Linked DNA regions of Mus musculus: region 2 is linked to region 1. Evidence: chromatin loops called from intact Hi-C (ENCODE). Cell type or tissue: heart. All regions are shown on one strand. Each heading gives the region's core, and the rest is flanking DNA. Links, peaks and the distances in the headings are about the cores only. Region 1 has its middle 14 kb from the start of Stam2. Region 2 overlaps Fmnl2 (formin-like 2).

Region 1 (2,917 bases), core at 300-2,799:
AATGAACCACTTGGTGTTAAATATTTTCTAAAACCTATCTTGTGTATACGTCGTAGTTTCCAGGAGCAAAACATTGGGAACAGTGTGTTTTGTAAGTTTTGTGTCCTTTCTTTGAAAAACAATCGACCCAGTTCTTAGAATAATTTATGTACCCTAAAATCCATACATTGAAATGTAATCCTCAAGGGGGCAACATGTAAGGGTCTAGCCTTTGTGAAATAATTAGATTTCTTTTAAAGATTGATTTATTTATTTTAAAGATTTATCTATTGATTTTATACATATAAGTACCCTGCAGCTGTCTTCAGACACACCAGAAGAGGGCATCAGATCCCATTACAGATGGTTATGAGCCACCATGTGGTGACTGGGAATTGAACTCAGGACTTCTGGAAGAGCAGTTAGTGCTCTTAGCCATTGAGCCATCTCTCCAGCCCATAATTAGATTTCTTAGTTACTTTTCTATTGACTTTATAGGACACCACGAACAAAGCAACTTATAAGTGAAAGCATGTCTTTTATGTGGAGCTCACAATCTAAGAGAGTAGTAGGCTCCATGACATATGATGGGGAGCACGGCTGCCAAGGGGCACGGCACTGGAGCAGAACCCAGAGTTTACATCTGGCTCCTCAGGCAGGAGGCAGAGAGCTACTGGGGATGGCATGGCCTTTTAAAATCTCAAAGCCCATCCCTAATGACACACCCCCTAATCCTTCCCAAACAGTGCCACCAACTGGGGACCAAAGGTTCAAATATGGGAGCCTATGGGAACCACTCTCATTCAAGCTACTACATTAGAACAAGAAGGGACCGCCCTTAAGAGTTCACACTTATTAGGTAAGGGCGCCACACTCATAAGAAGAGGCTGGGAGGAATGGCCTGACCCACTTCCTTCACTCCTCTCTCATTCCCTCCATCTCCTCTTCTTCCCCCCTTTCTTCTTTCTTTGCTGGAAATAACAAAAATTTGCCAGTCTGTACCTGGAAGTGAGTCCTTACCAGAATTTGACTGTCCTGCCGCCCCGATCTAGGACTTCCAGTCTCCAGAACTATTGGAAGTTTCTGTGTCTTATAAGTGGCCCATCCTTGGCACTTCGCACATTCTGGACAGACACATTGCACAAGGTCAGTTTGATACAGATTCCTTCTTTTTAACTTCCGGTCCCCATCACTGTGTACCTGGAGCAGGGTAAAGGGAAGGGATCAGCCCGGAGATGATGGCTGTTTAACAACTCCCGTTTGCCTCGCATTATCCTCACTGTTGCTGCACAGTGAATAAAAGCATCAAGAGCATGCCTGCAATTCACTGTTTGGTAAACACTGAGCGAGCATCCACTGAATGCCAAATACTAGTAGTGGGGGGGTCCCAGCTTGATGGGGCGTGAAAACATCGACGAAAAGACTGCTTTCAAGGAATTCCATTCAGATGAGGAGAGTGACATATGCAAACACTAGAAGAGGAAACGTAGGGGAACGTGTGGGGAATGTCCGGGTATAGTCTCAGTATAGACCAATGATATTTTGGTACAGACCCATTTGAAGCTGGGCACCAACGAATACCCACAATCCCAGCACTCAACAGAGATAATAATAACTGCGTAATAATTGCAGGTCTGAAGTCAACTTGAGCTATGTAGTGAGCCCGTTTCACAAGCACAAAAATAAGTATATGATGCATGGGCAATGAAGAAGAAAATAGTAATTCTTGGTAATTGGTTTTTGTAAAATATAAGCTAAGTAAAGAATGAACAGAAATGATTTTAAAAAGTGACTGTTAAAAGAGTCAGCAACGATTAAATTCAGTAAATTGTATGTGTGCATATGTTTATCTATGCCTTTTTTCTTTATAAGACAGTCTTTATGTGTAGCCCTGGATGTAGTGGAACTCTCTCTCTCTCTCTGTAGACCAGGCTAGACGTGAACTCAGAGTTCTGCCTGCCTATGCTTCTAGAATGCTAGAGCAAAGGTACGCACTACCACTGCCTGGCTTTTCTATGCTTTAAAGGAATTTACTGTTAAAGTCCTAAAGACCTCCTGTCACAGGACTCCTGAAAGAGCTGGTTGATTTAATTCAATACGTTTTTACTGCCAGTGAAATTAAAGAACGATAAAATGGACTAGCTTAATTTTTACTTCACAGTTTATTTAAAACTGGTCTTGTTCACTGTCATACTACAATCTGCCCAGTGGGTGGCAACATTGTCTCACCCCAGAATCAGCTTCTCTAGAAAACAAAGAAACAGTAAAACAAATTTCAGGCTAGACCTAATTTAGCCAAAATTAACAACATCACTTTATCTACCTTACGAAACCAGGTGAGTAATACACCATTGTAATATGCCAACCTATAACAAATTTCAAATAATTTATAGTGAGTGGCAAAAGTAGCTGCTAATAAGTCACTTTGCTAATGAATGTCAACGAATTGGGCTGTGCTCCTAAAAAATATTCACCCAATCATCATCTTCTGCCCAATGTTTTAGTTTTAATATAGAAAATACGTATTTGTTTAGACTTAATCTCATGTGCGAAAGTCAGCGATTGTGATAAAGACTATTGTGCTAGAACTCCAGGAAACTGAGGCTGGGGAGATAGCTCAGTGGTTAAGAACACTTGCTACTCCCAGAACCCCATGATGAAGAGTTCACAGCCTTGCACCAAGCACACACTAGTGCCATGTCTAGCGAAATACTGCTTCTATTCTGGAATAACTAGACTTACACAGACACATAAATAAAAAGAGAAGGAAGGCCATGGGTCTCTGCAGAACAGTTTATGGGGTGGGACCTTAAAGATGGATAAGAACCATTATCATACACCGTCGTTGAAGATTTAAGGAGCACTCTAAATAATGTTGAACCTTAGTTACATAAGCTATAGGGTAATTTTCGATCATAACAGCATTTCCCCTTCTAGC
Region 2 (2,917 bases), core at 330-2,829, 370 kb after region 1:
AAGACTTTTCAGTGTTGTATGATAGCTGATGTACTGTCTTCTCACAAGAATATCTGGGTCAAAATAAAAGTAGTTTGCAACTTTATCCCAGCGCTAGTGATAGGCAGTTATTTTCAAATGGTAATTTGAAATTGAACCATCAATACCTAGTGTTCATTATAAACTATTACTAGATTCTTGAAGCAACCCCAGACTCACTGAGTCTGTATAGCAATTAGGACTTTTTTTTAGCCAAGTGAAATGACCATTGTTTTAGCATTCTAAAAGTACTTTCTACTACACTCTCACAGATTTGTCAAATTTTCTTATACCAATGTATAGGCCCATTGCAGTCTATACAATTCTTACGGGTATAATGGCTTTTATATAACGGCATAATTCACTCAGACTTCAGCAAGTTGGATAAGTGAATAAATGAATTCATGAAACTGTAACATGGCTAGCTTAGATGATGTAGAGGCCATTGTAGAGTCAGAACCGTGGGTAGAAATGGTTTTGTGGCTACAAACAGTCTGGAATAGACATCAAGGGCTCATTTATGCAGCTGGCATAATGGAATTGCTTTCCTTTGCCTAAATTAAGTTTTTTTTTTAAAGATTTACTTATTTTATGTATATGAGTACACTGTAACTGTCTTCAGACACACCAGAATATGGCATTGGATCCCATGACAGGTGGTTGTGAGTCACCATGTGGTTGCTGGGAATTGAACTCAGGACCTCTGAAGATTAGTCAGTGCTCCTAACCATTGAGCCATCTTTCCAGACCCCTAAATTAAGGTTCTTAAGTATAATTCCAATTAAGGAGACTAAATAGCAAGATGTAGCAGCATAGGTGGTTTGGAAACGAAATTTTCCTTTGAAAAAAGCCTGTGAGAAAAATACAGCGACTGACTGCTTACTGGGTGAACTGGTGTCCTGCTATCTGACACACATCCTTAATGTAGTCAGGTAGGATGGCTCCTCTGCTGCTCAGCAGACAGTTTGGAGAGCTTTCTCTGCACTTCCCACTATCACAGGTATTATGGGGCAAAACTGGGGGAAACACTGGGGGTATAATAGTGCAGGTCTAGTAAGGGGAGAACACGTTGCCTTGATTCCTAAGTCACAGGGCTGCGTGGCAGGGAAATCAACATGGGACCACCTTCTCTAGGGAAAGTGGCTCGTAAGAGTTGGGAAGTGTTCCCACTCTGGCTGGTGGCATTATTGCAAGGTTTATGCCATATATATATCTCAAGAAAGGGTAAAAAAAAAAAAAAAAAAAAAAAAGCTGTTCCAGGGTTGCCTTGAGTCTTAGTGTTCTAAGCAATTACAGTTCAGCAGGTAAAATTCTGCCCTCTGCTGGACAGTCAGAGGAGTGCGAAAGCATCCAGAGTAGGCTAGAAAAAATATTCTTGGGTTGTTGAACTTACAGCTAAACCAATAAGCTGGATGCAGGTGGAACCGTGGTCTTCCGCACAAGAAGTAGTTGCTGGGATTGTTTTCCCAGGCCCTTGGTGTCTCTGTACTGTGTGACTTACGGCAGGCCACACAAGTTCTTTTTGTTGCTTTTCCTCCTTGGCAAAGTGTGCAGGAGTAGTTCATCTGCAGGCAACGAGCGGGATTAGTTCATCTGAAGAATTTCTTGTATTTGACAGTGGCAGTTCATAAATTACTCTTATGACAGGCCACCTGACTAAAGGTGGGAACTAGCTGTGAGGTCCTAAGTAAGTTGTAAGTTGTTCCGAGAACGTATGTCAGCTGCCGGACTTGCTCTCAGGAGACGTTTCCTGACATGCTGCGTGCTCTCCCTCAGTCTCCCTGGAGAACGTTCTGCTGGATGTGAAGGAGCTGCAGAGGGGGATGGATTTAACCAAGAGAGAGTATACCATGCATGACCACAACACCCTGCTGAAAGAGTTCCTCCTTCACAACGAGGGCAAGCTGAAGAAACTGCAGGAGGACGCGAAGATTGCTCAGGTAGCCCGGGAGAGCGTGCCCTTCCAGGCCACCGGAGGCACAGGCTCTGTGGTGGGAAAGTAACGTTACATTTTTCTAATGTTGGTGGGTCAGCTTATGTCGCTAATGTCTAATTTTCCTCTTAGTGTCCTTGAAATTGCCTTTTCCAAGTGGGGCCTTTTGTGCTTTTCTATACAAGTCCCCTCTTCCCCTTTCCCTTTTCTCCTAAATTCTTCTAGCACAGGTCTGTGTTCAGGTTTGTAACATACCAGGCCTGGGCTCCCAAAGCAACATCCCTAGAGTTTAGACTTTCTGTAGATCTTAGACGTCATCCTCCTCTGCCACTCCAGGGACCTCTGATACACAAGTAAACCTAGACCGGGGTGCAGTGCACGGCATCATAGAGCGGGAGGTGGTGTGCCGGCAACTCGAGGCAGGCAGTGATAGCTATCACTGGTTTGGGGTTGTGGTGGAACACAGAGGAGACTGTCCCTTCTCATGGGGATAGTGCAAGGTGCATGAGTTGGGATTTAGAGCCAGAGTTGCTCCCTTGATCCTTCCTGACATCAGGGCTTAAGGAGTTGTGTCATGCTCTTAGGAAACTCATGGAAGAAATTTTGTGTGTGTGTGTGTGTGTGTGTGTGTGTGTGTGTGTGTGATATGATGCAGTTGGGGAAGAAACAGCCGGAGGCCCTAGGGGTGAGTTATTTGCCCCACTTCGTGAGGTATAGGTGATGTGAATCCTATGGGGTACAGGGTAAGCTTGTTTGCTTTAGTCGTCTGGCCAAGTGCATCCAGTCCTAGCACTAACGAGATTCAAGAAAATCGTGCTTCTTTTCAGGATGCCTTTGATGATGTGGTGAAATATTTTGGCGAAAATCCCAAGACAACTCCACCCTCCGTGTTCTTCCCTGTCTTTGTTCGATTTGTGAAAGCCTACAAGGTTAGTACGAGGACACCCTTTAGCCTTCTTCTCTGTT

Evidence for each region. Hi-C counts contacts between places; a loop is a spot of excess contacts. Peaks named below come from ENCODE experiments on the same cell type or tissue, not always from the same donor. Only the 100,000 strongest peaks of a DNase experiment are listed, where the experiment ranks them.
Region 2: a loop joins it to region 1, with 5 times the contacts of the local background. A loop is called at or near these places in 27 of 42 quality-filtered maps.

What each region holds. Positions count from the first base shown.
Region 1 is chr2:52,754,693-52,757,609 of GRCm38, forward strand. No RefSeq gene overlaps it. Among named protein-coding and RNA genes, the nearest start is that of Stam2, 14 kb to the left of the region's middle. In heart, for the core only: no CTCF peak of the experiment used is centred there; no DNase peak of the experiment used is centred there.
Region 2 is chr2:53,120,694-53,123,610 of GRCm38, forward strand. Fmnl2 (formin-like 2) reads left to right here. Exons shown (of 27, transcript NM_172409.2): 22 at 1,795-1,958; 23 at 2,779-2,880. Among named protein-coding and RNA genes, the nearest start is that of Prpf40a, 69 kb to the right of the region's middle. In heart, for the core only: a CTCF peak has its summit at 1,357 (motif pointing left); no DNase peak of the experiment used is centred there.